Linked DNA regions of Homo sapiens: region 2 is linked to region 1. Evidence: chromatin contacts called from ENCODE Hi-C or POLR2A ChIA-PET data. All regions are on one chromosome and are shown on one strand. The core of a region is the stretch at or near the end of the contact, and the rest is flanking DNA. Distances in the headings are between cores, read along the strand shown.

Evidence for each region. Hi-C counts contacts between places; a loop is a spot of excess contacts on that map. ChIA-PET counts read pairs that join two places held with the same protein, here RNA polymerase II (POLR2A). Pooled maps may share reads with other maps.
Region 2: a loop to region 1 is called in a map of heart right ventricle, with 4 times the contacts of the local background. The contact joins two enhancer-like sites. A Hi-C loop is called at or near these places in 14 of 168 maps with a recorded cell type or tissue (Right ventricle myocardium inferior, Right ventricle myocardium superior, cardiac septum and 5 more) and 14 of 50 pooled maps. POLR2A ChIA-PET finds 5 or more read pairs at or near these places in 1 of 52 experiments (H1).

What each region holds. Positions count from the first base shown.
Region 1 is chr4:52,543,063-52,549,318 of GRCh38, reverse strand. No RefSeq gene overlaps it. Among named protein-coding and RNA genes, the nearest start is that of USP46, 110 kb to the left of the region's middle. Within about 2 kb of position 2,638, at least 2 of the 41 ENCODE cell types and tissues checked have a DNase peak (open chromatin) inside an H3K27ac peak, as active enhancers do; they include heart right ventricle, where a contact is called at or near this core.
Region 2 is chr4:52,585,248-52,591,503 of GRCh38, reverse strand. USP46 (ubiquitin specific peptidase 46) reads left to right here. Exons shown (of 9, transcript NM_022832.4): 9 at 1-544. Among named protein-coding and RNA genes, the nearest start is that of USP46, 71 kb to the left of the region's middle. Within about 2 kb of position 2,568, at least 7 of the 41 ENCODE cell types and tissues checked have a DNase peak (open chromatin) inside an H3K27ac peak, as active enhancers do; they include heart right ventricle, where a contact is called at or near this core.

The DNA of each region.
Region 1 (6,256 bases), core at 1,389-3,888:
ACACCAGTCCCTTCCAACAGTTACTGTCATGCATAACCAACACCACCAAAGAATTGTGCAGTCCTTGGAAAGTGTGCAGTGGCGAATTAGCCTTTCCTGAATTCTGGGAAGATATTTTTATGTAAGAGAAGTCACATAGTTTAGTGATTACCAGCTCAGGTGCTGAAGCCGAATAGCAGTGGGTTCAAACTCCAGCTCTGCCAATGACTCACTGTGTAATACTGGTGGGTTTTGTGACCTGTATATTTTGGTTTCCTCAGGTGTAAATCTGAGACAGTAATAACAATACATATGGGGTTGCACAGCAGACTCACTCAAACTAGACAGCCTGTGGGACTCCACCAACTGCCAACTTGGTAACTGCTATGGTTTGGCTGTGTCCTCACCCAAATCTTATCTTGAATCATAGTTCACACAATTCCCACGTCTTGGGAGGGACCTGGTGGGAGGTAATTGAATCATGGAGGCAGGTCTTTCCTGTGCTGTTCTCGTGACAGTGAATAAGTTTCAAAAGATCTGATGGTTTCATAAAGGAGAGTTTCCCTGCACAAGTTTTCTGTCTTGCTGCCGCCATGTAAGAAGTGCCTTTTGCTTTCTGCCATGATTATGAGGCCTCCCTAGCCACATGGAACTGTGAGTTCGTTAAACCTCTTTTTCATTATAAATTACCCAGTCTCAGGTATGTCTTTATCAGCTGCATGAAAACCGACTAATACAGTGACCTTGGCCAGTCATTTACTTTCTCTGTGTCCCAGGTGCCCTCTTCTGCAAATGGGATAAATTATCCAGGAAGATGCCTTGAAGGGCTGTTGGAAAGACAAATGAGTTAATATGTGTGTTATGGGTTGAATTGTGTCCCCCTCAAAACAAACTGGAGTCCTAACCTCCAAGACCTCAGAAGGTGACCTTATTTGAAAACAGGGTCTTCACAGAAGTAATCAACTTAAAATAAAGTTATTAGTGTGTGCCCTAATCCAGCATGACCAGTGCCCTTTTGAAAAGGAGAGATTTGGATACAGACATACAAAGGGAAAATGCCATGTGAAGGCAAAGGCAGAGACTAGGGTGTTGCATCTACAAGCCAAGGAATACCAAAGATTGCCAGCAAACCCCCAGAAGCTGGGAGAGGGGTGTGGAACAGAGTCTCCTTCATAGCTTCAGAAGAAACCAAAACTGCTGACACCTAGATCTTGGATGCCTGGCCTCCAGAACTGTGGAAAAATACAATTTCTGTTGTTGAAGCCACCCAGTCTGTGGTACTTTGTTATGGCGAACCTAGGACTTTAATACAGTATACAAAGCACTTAGGATAGTTTGGAGGGACTATTACTGTTATTATTATTATTGGACAGAATCTCTCTATGTTGCCCAGGCTGGATTGCAATGGCACAATCTCAGCTCACTGCAACCTCTGCCTCCTGGGTTCAAGCGACTCTCCTGCCTCAGCCTCCTGAGTAGCTGGGACTACATGTGTGAGCCACCATAACTGGTTAATTTATTTTTATTTATTTTATTTTATTTTTATTTATTATTATTATTATTATTTTTTGAGATGGAGTTTTGCTCTTGTTGCCCAGGCTGGAGTGCAGTGGTGTGATCTCAACTCACTGCAACTTCTGCCTCCCAGGTTCAAGCAATTCTTGTGCCTCAACCTCCCGAGTAGCTGGGATTACAGGCGCTTGCCACAAAGCCCAGCTAATTTTGTATTTTTAGTAGAGACAGGGTTTCGCCATGTTGGCCAGGCTGGTCTTGAACTCTTGACCTCAAGTGATCCGCCCACCTCAGGCTCCTAAAGTGCTGGGATTACAGGTGTGAGCCACCACAACCGGCTGTGGAAGGACTATTATGCAGAGCTTTAAATGAGTTACTATAGGCACCCGGCAGTAAGTGATCAATGACTGTCAATCACTATTTTTGGAACAAAGGACTCAGTGGTTCAGGATGACAGTATCCTTATCACAGATACTTCCATAGAAGGAGGAATCCATCAACAAAGGCAAAACTTGGTTTCTTTTTTAGGGTGGTTGCTTATTTCACTTGAACGTATGAGGCAAGGTCAAGGTCTGCCTGCCGCTCTGCTCAGTGTTTAGTGAGAAACCCTCGACTTCAGATTGTGGGGCAGCCAGGAAGACAGCAGGCTGGGGTAGGAGATTAGGGTGCGAACAAACCTTGTCCCTGCAACTCTGTGCCAGGCTACACTACCAGAACTCAGAACGCGGAATTTCAAAGCTGCTGAGGAGAACAGGCTGTGAAACACCCACTACCCCAAAATGACGGGAGCCCTCATTTTTAGGAGCGTGGAGGCATGGATGGGTGCACCCACTCCTTGCTGGTGCCCAGTTGGGCTCAACTTTGTCCTTCCTCTTGATGTTGTGCTTGAAACTGCCATCCTCTCCTGAGCATGCAAAACGACTCAAAATCCTGAGTGCTGTTTTTCTTTTTTGGCTGTTGTTTTCAAGAAAGAGCAATCTAGCTGATGCTCTCTATTTTATCCTCAGTTAACACACTGTGATTACAGCCTGACTCCCCCACCACGTCCTGTAAAAACGAAGGGTGGGTATGTGAAAATTGCCTCTGGTGTTTTTAGCACTAAGGAAAAAACTATTCATTTGTTCTCCACAGGCATGCTGATATCTTATAAAATCCTCCTGGGCCACAGATTGTGAGGTCACTCTAGGCGAGAACAGGACAGCCTCTTCCATCAAACTCCCTTTGGCATTCACTTGACTGGTCCACTTCAGTTCATTGTTTAAGAATAATAATGATGCGATGATCATGCATCCTTCTGCAGCTTATCTGAGGAGAGGAGATGGGGTGAAAAGTATATATTTTTTTTCAAACAGGAAGCTCTTTTTGGTAAAATATATCAGCCCCTTATATTCTGTTGGTATAAGACATTTCCCCAGAATGCCCTGGGTGAGCTCAAATGTCTGTGCAGCTTGTCCTGAGGGCTCCACAAGGTTCTGTACTAACCTGTTTTTCAATTCTGCACCATCCAACACAGTAGCCACTGGCTGCATGTGGCTACTAAGCACTTGAGACATGGCTTGTCCAAATTGAGATATGCTATAACTGTACAATACTCACCAGATCTCAAAGATTTAGTACAGAAAAAGAATGCAAAAGATCTTATTCACAGGTGTCTTTACTGACTACATGGTGAAATAATAGTATATTTGATATGTAGGTTAAATATTATTGAAGTATTACTTAACCTATTTTTAAAATTTCACCTTTTCTCTTTACCTTTTTATAAAATAATTGTTTTCCATTAAAAGTTTAGTCCAGCTTTCCAGAAATTGATACGCAACCTTTCCTTCAGATCTTTTATCTCTCCTTGATAGCTTTTTATGCTCGGTTCCAATGACTTCGCAATCTGGTACCAAATGTTAGAATATGTATTTGAGTCTCTGCCTTGGTCGATCTATTCATCTTTAAAACAGAGGGCTGGATGTGACAGGACTCCAGAGGCTCCTCCTGGCTCTAGCATTTTATGATTCTGTTTTAAAATTTGAGACCTGAAAAGGAGAAAACTCTAGATTAATTTCTGAAAGTCTTGACATTTGAGGGGTGATAAGGTTTTCCGAAGATAAAATCTTTTTAATGGATCCTCTTCCTGCTGAGCTGGAAGCCTGGAATCAGTCCAGCGAGTCGTAGGGCAAGGAGGGGCAATGCTGCCTCCTACTGGGCTAAAGGGGAGCAGCAGGTCTAGAGGGGAAGTGTCCCTGTGCAGCCACTAAGTGCTGGCCAAATCTGAGACAGTGAGGGCAATAACGGCTCCGGCAGCAGATGCAAAGTGTTAGTGTGGGGGACCCCAACAACTCCTTTAGTGGGCTTGCTCGGTCTGCCCCACATCTCTTGCCAAAAGTTCAACATTTGATTCAAATAGGAGCTGACTGTCCCCTTCTGGTCATAGCAATTGCTCTGAGTGTCTGTCATCTGGGCAGGTGAAGCTGCGAGGATGTGAACACAGGATCTGTGCTCTCAGGATTCAGCCTCAAGGAGACAGCAGGCCTGTGAGAAGGTGCCCGACAAGCCAGGAGGAGCAGACTCAGGAGGAGGGGCTGGGTGTGTTGGAACAGGCCTGTGGTCCAAGCTGCTCTTGGGGGAGGCTGAGGTGGGAGGATCGCTTGAGTCTAGGACTTGGAGGTTGTAGTGAGCTGTGATTGCACCATTGCACTCCAGCCTGGAGACCCTGTCTCAAAGACAGAGAGGGAGAGAGAGAGAGAGAGAGGGAAAGAGAGAGAGAGAGAGAGAGAAGACAGACAGACAGGAGAGAGAGGGGAGTGTTAGCTTAGGCTAGTCCAAATTGAGTTTTTTCCCCGTTTGACCAAGAGTCCTGACCAGTACACTCTATAAAGCATTCGTTGTTGTTGTTGTTGTTTTAAGATGGGGTTCTTCTAGAGTCGCCCAAGCTGGAGTGCAGTGGTGCGATCATAGCTCACAGTAGTCTCAACCTTTGAGGCTCAAGTGATCATCTGCCTCAGCCTCCTGAGTAGCTGAGAGTACAGGCATGCACCACCACACATGGCTAATTTTTGTATTTTTTTGTTGAAATGGGGTCCCACTATGTTGCCTAGGCTGATCTTGAACTCCTGGGCTCAAGCAAACCTCCTGCCTCAGCCTTGAACAGTACTGGGATTACAAGGATGAGCCACCACTCCAGGCCTATAACACATTCTTTTTTTTTTTTTTTTCTCAGGAATTAACATATTTTATTACTGTTGGCTGTGAATTCAACCTTAAATTTTTGTCCAGATTAGAAAAAATATATACATGAATACATTTATTCACTTCCTCTTTTTTTTTTTTTTTTAATTTTTTTTTTTTTTTATTATACTCTAAGTTTTAGGGTACATGTGCACATTGTGCAGGTTAGTTACATATGTATACGTGTGCCATGCTGGTGCGCTGCACCCACTAACGTGTCATCTAGCATTAGGTATATCTCCCAATGCTATCCCTCCCCCCTCCCCCGACCCCACCACAGTCCCCAGAGTGTGATATTCCCCTTCCTGTGTCCAAGTGATCTCATTGTTCAGTTCCAACCTATGAGTGACAATATGCGGTGTTTGGTTTTTTGTTCTTGCGATAGTTTACTGAGAATGATGGTTTCCAATTTCATCCATGTCCCTACAAAGGACATGAACTCATCATTTTTTATGGCTGCATAGTATTCCATGGTGTATATGTGCCACATTTTCTTAATCCAGTCTATCGTTGGACATTTGGGTTGGTTCCAAGTCTTTGCTATTGTGAATAGTGCCACAATAAACATACGTGTGCATGTGTCTTTATAGCAGCATGATTTATAGTCCTTTGGGTATATACCCAGTAATGGGATGGCTGGGTCAAATGGTATTTCTAGTTCTAGATCCCTGAGGAATCGCCACACTGACTTCCACAATGGTTGAACTAGTTTACAGTCCCACCAACAGTGTAAAAGTGTTCCTATTTCTCCACATCCTCTCCAGCACCTGTTGTTTCCTGACTTTTTAATGATTGCCATTCTAACTGGTGTGAGATGATATCTCATAGTGGTTTTGATTTGCATTTCTCTGATGGCCAGTGATGATGAGCATTTCTTCATGTGTTTTTTGGCTGCATAAATGTCTTCTTTTGAGAAGTGTCTGTTCATGTCCTTCGCCCACTTTTTGATGGGGTTGTTTGTTTTTTTCTTGTAAATTTGTTTGAGTTCATTGTAGATTCTGGATATTAGCCCTTTGTCAGATGAGTAGGTTGCGAAAATTTTCTCCCATGTTGTAGGTTGCCTGTTCACTCTGATGGTAGTTTCTTTTGCTGTGCAGAAGCTCTTTAGTTTAATTAGATCCCATTTGTCAATTTTGGCTTTTGTTGCCATTGCTTTTGGTGTTTTAGACATGAAGTCCTTGCCCACGCCTATGTCCTGGATGGTAATGCCTAGGTTTTCTTCTAGGGTTTTTATGGTTTTAGGTCTAACGTTTAAATCTTTAATCCATCTTGAATTGATTTTTGTATAAGGTGTAAGGAAGGGATCCAGTTTCAGCTTTCTACATATGGCTAGCCAGTTTTCCCAGCACCATTTATTAAATAGGGAATCCTTTCCCCATTGCTTGTTTTTCTCAGGTTTGTCAAAGATCAGATAGTTGTAGATATGTGGCATTATTTCTGAGGGCTCTGTTCTGTTCCATTGATCTATATCTCTGTTTTGGTACCAGTACCATGCTGTTTTGGTTACTGTAGCCTTGTAGTATAGTTTGAAGTCAGGTAGTGTGAT
Region 2 (6,256 bases), core at 1,319-3,818, 42 kb before region 1:
TCCCAAGAGTGAGAGAAAGAGTGAGGTTGTGCTTAAGGCAGTGTGGAATTCTACAGAAGCTCTTCTTGGAAAAGGAGTTCAGGCACTTGTGTTGTAGACTGCAGTCTGATTCTGTTCTTACTTCCTCTCAGCATAAGGGAGCTTTGAAAAGAAAACTCAGACTTGTATCCGACTTGACCAGAAGCAAAATAACTTGATCATTGAAGCCACTATTTCTGTGTATTTGATCAAGTCCTCCTCTGGAATCCAATGCAGCCATATTCATATTTCGGTCTCTCTTAATGGACCTTGCTGGAAAGAACATTCTGTGCTAAGAAAATGGAAAATAAACGTGAGAAAACTTTAAGAATGAGCCTTCACACCTCCTGCAGCAGGTGATAGCTCTGTACTTCAGAGCTTGTCTCCAGGTTGAGAATTACCTGTTTTCCACTCTGAGGGGATTAGAAAGATACTGTTTTAATGGGTTATAAAACTTGTGTGAAGAAGATTGGCCTTCTCCACCTCTCCTGTGAAATAAATTGTTTGAAAACTCTTTGAAGAGAAATGGCTTCAGTATATTGTTCTATCTCTGCTACCCCAAAGCCCAGAGAACAAATATTAAGTATAAATTGCTAGGCTAGGTATGTCATATGTGGCAGCTTTGACATGTAAACCAAAAGACTGAGCCAAGTCTCAATCAATGTACAGGTTATTTTGCCAAGGTTGAAGACACACTAGGGAAAAGAGACACAAGCTACAGTATGATCTATGGCCCCTACTTTCTCCAAAGAGGATTTTGAGGGCTTCAGTATTTAAAGGGGAAAAGTAGGCAGGAGGAGAAAGGAGGAAAGAACAAAAAAAAGAGGGAGAGCATGGTCACATTCTTAGGAGGCTTTGATTCACACTCACTGAATCCATGTGTTGCACGTGGCAAGGAATGGGTAGAGGAACAGTCGATTATGTATGTCCCCTGCTCAGTAAAACTGCACTTTACAAAAGATAAACAGAATAGGGGAAGAAGTCAAATATGCATTTATCTCAGGCTGGGCAGTGGGGATGGTTTGTACTCTCCTCTTGTCCCATACTTGGGGAGGCCACCTGGGGAGACATGGCCTCTTGTAGCTATCTGTTTAGGAACAAAAGGAAAGACAGTGTTCTGTGACCCAGCTTCCAAGCTTAACTTTTCCCTTTGGTATAGTGAGTTTGGGGTCCCAAGATGTTCTTTTCCTTTCACAGATGTATGACACTTCAGCAGAAGGGTGAAGGCTGTAGAAGGGAGAGAAAACCCTCTTCCTGTATGGCTATTGATTGACTTTGACTTTTAACTGATTATGTCATCTGAGGAGTCTGTGAAGGTTTATGAAGAATGAATTCACCATACAACCTCCCCTCAGATGGAAATGTGTACATAATGTAGAAGAATAAGGGGCTGTGAGTTTCGGGGGTAAGAGGAGGGGAATAAAGTTAAGACTCCTAATACTGCTTAGCTTCTAGCCTTGGGTCTTGCCGCAACGCCTGCCCAACACCTGTGTGTGTGTGCTTTGCAAGGTTAGCTGGGACTTAGGTAGACCCCACTTTGTCTGTCGCTGACAGGAAACCTACACATTCTCTGCTCTTTCTGCTGTTTCCCTGACCTCGCTCTCCCATGGAATTTTAGATTCAATTCAGTGGAGTTCAGGTTCCAGTGTGGGTTGATCACCAGCCGATGCAATCCCCCTAGCATATGGGAAAGCAAAGGATCAGGAGGCATGAGATCCTAGTTCAGTCCTGGCCTTTGCTTCCTGGTTTGCCTAAGTCAGATGTTGGACATAGTATTGGGGTAGGGTGCTGATGAGTGGTAGTTGGTGAAGGGGCCATTTTCCACACAAGTCCCCAAGGGAGACAGACCAATTGGCAAAACAATGGAAAGTATATAATCTTAGCTACTTAAATCATAAGTAGTTCTGGGATACTAGGCTCTACTGTTCTATTTATTCCCCACAACATTTCCTAACATTTCCTAGGCATGAAAGATGACGCTGAAGACATGAGAAAAACAAGCATCCCCTGACAGCCAGGGGCTAGCCTGAGACAGCCGCCCTCTGATGTTGTCAGGAGGCATCCTGGCGTTCATCACTGGGCTGTGGTGTTTCTTGTTCCACGTAAATCGCACAGAACACCACCCTCAGACAAGGTCATGCCGTGACTGTGATGAAGTTAGACAAAAAACAAGACCACTTAATAATTATCCCAGCATAGACAAACACAAGGTCACTATGTAAACCACGAAATCACAAACTCTTCATCCGAGTGCCTGCTGCCCTTCACCAGTTCCCATTTTAGCTTTGCTCTCATCTGTGCTACATGAGATTTACTACCATCTCAATCAGATAATCTCCCCCACTTCCTGACAACACCCAATCCAAAGCACACCCCTATTCGTGGAACACTCCCACGAATGACCTAAGCAAGGCCTCCATCCTCAAAGTTCTTCTGACAGCTGCTTACTGAGATGCCCCACAGTCCCCCAGTGTGTGGTCTCCCAATGCACTGAGCATTTGTTCAACCACAGTTGTTTTCCTAATGGTCTGGCTGGAAAGTGCTAGACTGAGAAGTCATTTCCTGAGGTCTGCTGTTCTCATGAGGGCAAGGGGGAAAGGAGCGTCATACACACAAACAGGATGGCTACTGGTGTGCTGGCACCTCATTGATCTGCAGCAACTCGTCCTGCCCACGGGGTTGGTGGTTTTGGCCCAGACACCAAAGAAGGCTTCTTACAAGTAACTGGAGAAATCTAGACTTCAGTTTTTCCTAACCTGTAAAACAAGGTCAAAGCAGTTTTGTAATAAATAGAAATGCTGGAAAGCATGTAGTGTGATGGTGGGCATGCCCTGGTACAACTGACATGCTTTGCTCATTGTTCATAGTTCCTGGCACCTCCACACCTCCCCTTAGAGTCCCTCAGGCTCAGGTTTGTCTGTGTCTCGAGCCCTTGCTTTCCTGAGGGATCAGAACCCCTATTTGAGGCAGGGCCTTAAACCGAGGAGATGCGGACTGAGCTCCCTCTGTATGGAGGGTTCAATCAATTTCAGGAATTCCAATTTGCTCCAGCAGAGAAGGTCCAAGTTCTGTCTGGATCCTGTTATGTGTGCTGAAGAGCTTTCCAGAGTCATAGGGCTGGGGTGGGGAGGGGTCATCCTGGTGTGGACAGGGCATGTGGCAGTAGAGACGACTGAAGATGCAGGGACAGGGTCCAGTGCCCTCTAGTGGGAAGGGCCCCCCAGACACCTCCTGATTGTCCTCAAAAGAGCTGCTGCACAAGTCTTGCTCTTACTTTGTTTGCATTACTTGTCTATGTGTTTTGTTTTTTTTTTAAAAAAACACTCCCAAATGTGACAACAGTGATCTTGAATCCAAACCAAGGCTGAAATTAAACAAGCCCTTACCTTTCTGCAAGACGGGGCAATGGAACAAGAGATCATGAAAAGAGAGAAGAAGACGGGCTCCATGAAGACAGTGTCCTGTCCCTCTCTGAAGCTGGTGCCTAGAAAGGGTTGTCGAGTTAAAACAAATGCGTGACAAGGGGGTGTGGGGCTAACATGGAGAAATCTAAGAAGAAGAGAGGTGATTCTTACTCCTATTTAGCTTTTTAATGTTACAAAGCAGGAAAGGAAGGGTCAACCTAAAATAAAGGAGTCAGGATCCAATTAAAAGAGTTTAAGTGCAAAGATTGAGGGTAGCTGTCCAGGCACACCCGGATACCAGAGAATGATTATTAGTGCTCTCGGTGTGGGGATAAGTGAAGATTATTTATATAGGCAAAAACAGGTGTAGAACAGAATCACAACATTCTCCATACAAAGGCTAACACAGAGCTATAGGATTTGATTGGCTACTATTGATTACACTCCAAAGGATTACTTAACATCCAATTGTAAAGAGGTGAAAATCATGAGGGTCTCCATCTCATTTAGCTTAGGTTTGCATAAAGATTAGGGAGTCTCGTTAATGTATAACATCTCAACACAAAGGTCAAGAAGCAACGGTCATTCACCAGAGAAGAAAAACAACTGTGACTCAGTTTCCAGGGCTTAACTTTTGCCCTTGGCATAATAAATAGGGAAGGTCCTGAAATTTTCTTTTCACGGAAGAACAAAGAAGAAGAAGAAAGGAAAGAAAATGGAATATTTGAGAAATCGATGTAAGGGTTTAAATAAAAGATCTGAAAGCCACTTTCTGATTTTCGGAGGTACAAGAAAAGAACCTCATGGCAAGCCAACTAAAGTGGCAAAGCATAATTTTAATCCTTATAGTCCTCCCCTACCTGAGAACAAATATCCTATTTTATTTCTGCTATTCAAGTTTTGGTTACAATTTTTTGTAAGTTTTGATTTTTGTAGGCAAAAACTGTGAGACCTCTCAAAAGTGATATGGGATAGGAACTCATTTACTGTTTTAGAATTTCTGGAAAATAGTTTTGCATTTTGAAGCTTTCCTGCTTTAATTTTGCTAGAGGCATTTATTTGTAATTATGTCAGCTGATCCCAGACTATAAGCTACATAATAGAACTTTAATTACATTAGGTACAGGATTTTTTTCTCTTCTCCATTTACATATATGGAGGAATGAAGTATTGGACAGAAAGTCGGCTGGGCATGGTGGCTCACGCTTGTAATCCCAGGACTTTGGGAGGCCAAGGCAGGCAGATCGCTTAAGCCCAGGAGTTTGAGACCAGCCTGGGCAACATGGTTAAACCTCCATCTCTACAAAAATTAGAAAAATTAGCCAGGCTTCCTGGCATGCACCTGAAGTTCCAGCTATTTGGAAGGCTGAGGTGGGAGGATCACCTCAGCCTGGGGAGGTAGAGGCTGCAGTGAGCCATGATTGTGCCACTGCACTCCAGCCTGGGTGACAGAGCAAGACCCCGTCTCAAAAAAATAAAAAGTCTATAGTGACATTCTGAGAACAAGTGTTGTGAATAAGTGAATGATGGAAGTGTAGGGAGAATATTCAATAAAGAAAAATGGTAAAGCAGAGCTGAAGGGAACAGAGATTTCATGCATTCTTAGGCATGGCTGGTGAGTGAGTGACTTCTGTCACACTAATATTTAAAGAAAGCTGCCTGATAGAATGTATTTTAAAATAGATTTCTGGGAAAGTAGATATAGTTTATTTTTAAAACTTTATCATGGGGAATTTTAAACGTACAAAAGTAGAATAGAACACAACCTCTGTGAACCCACGACTCAGCTTCAACAGTTAATTATAGCCAGTCTTGTTTCAGACTGCTGGAATTTTCAGATGGTACTGGAAAGTTACCAAACGAACAAGCCTTCAACTATTCAGGATCTCTAAACCCATAAAGGACAAATGTATAAGGTGTTGATGTGGTTTAGATTGACAGCCAACTCTAAGGGATTTTCCATGTATTTTGTCATTCCTCTAACTTGAAGTAACATAATCATTAGCATAAATGCAAAAACGTTTTTGTGATGCAGAGGTTTAATTGTTGAAATGGCCTTAACTTTTACAGTGGCTAAATAATATAAAAAATAATGAGACTGAAGCTGCAGTATAAGGAAGTAACCACATTTATTTGGAAAATTGTAACGAAACAATAGCACTTCATAACTAATATAGATTATAGAATATAGTTCTATGAATATATATATGCAAAAGTGACAACTTCTACCTCTCACAGCTGTTTTACATGCCTTCTAGGTTTTCACTTTTCCATCTACCCCTTACTTTTCTGGAATTATCCCAAAAGGATGGGGCCAGACTCAAAATTTCTGTTTGTCTTGCCCCTTTCCTGTTGATGTTTTCTCTTGTGGCATGTCATTAGAAGATTTTACTGATCAATATGTTAAATCAAAGAATGCTAGAGCGGAAAGAGAGTTCCTGGAAAACAGTTCAAACTTTCCAAAGTCAAGATGAGGAAACAGAAGCCCTGAGATCTTATCAAGACTTGCTTGCATCACTTTCCAAGTTGGTTTTACCTAAAGCAAGAAAGGAGGGACTGGTGACGGTTGCCCAGAGAAGAAGCAGAGTCACTGTTCTGTGTGGTGGGTACTTGCAGGAGAAAGGGAATGCAAGCTCAACTGTAGCTCTTGAAATCTCCATCTCTCCCTGGTGCCTGCTCAAAGGAGCATGTGGAGGCCTGAGCTGCAGGGTTTAGGGCAAGGAAAGAGAAACAGCTGGTCTTAGCAATCAGGAGGTAGAGCAGAAACCAGAGGGTCTTATATATAGAATTTCCCCCTTTCCAGTCCATCACCCAAATGATCTAGGGCTGTTTTC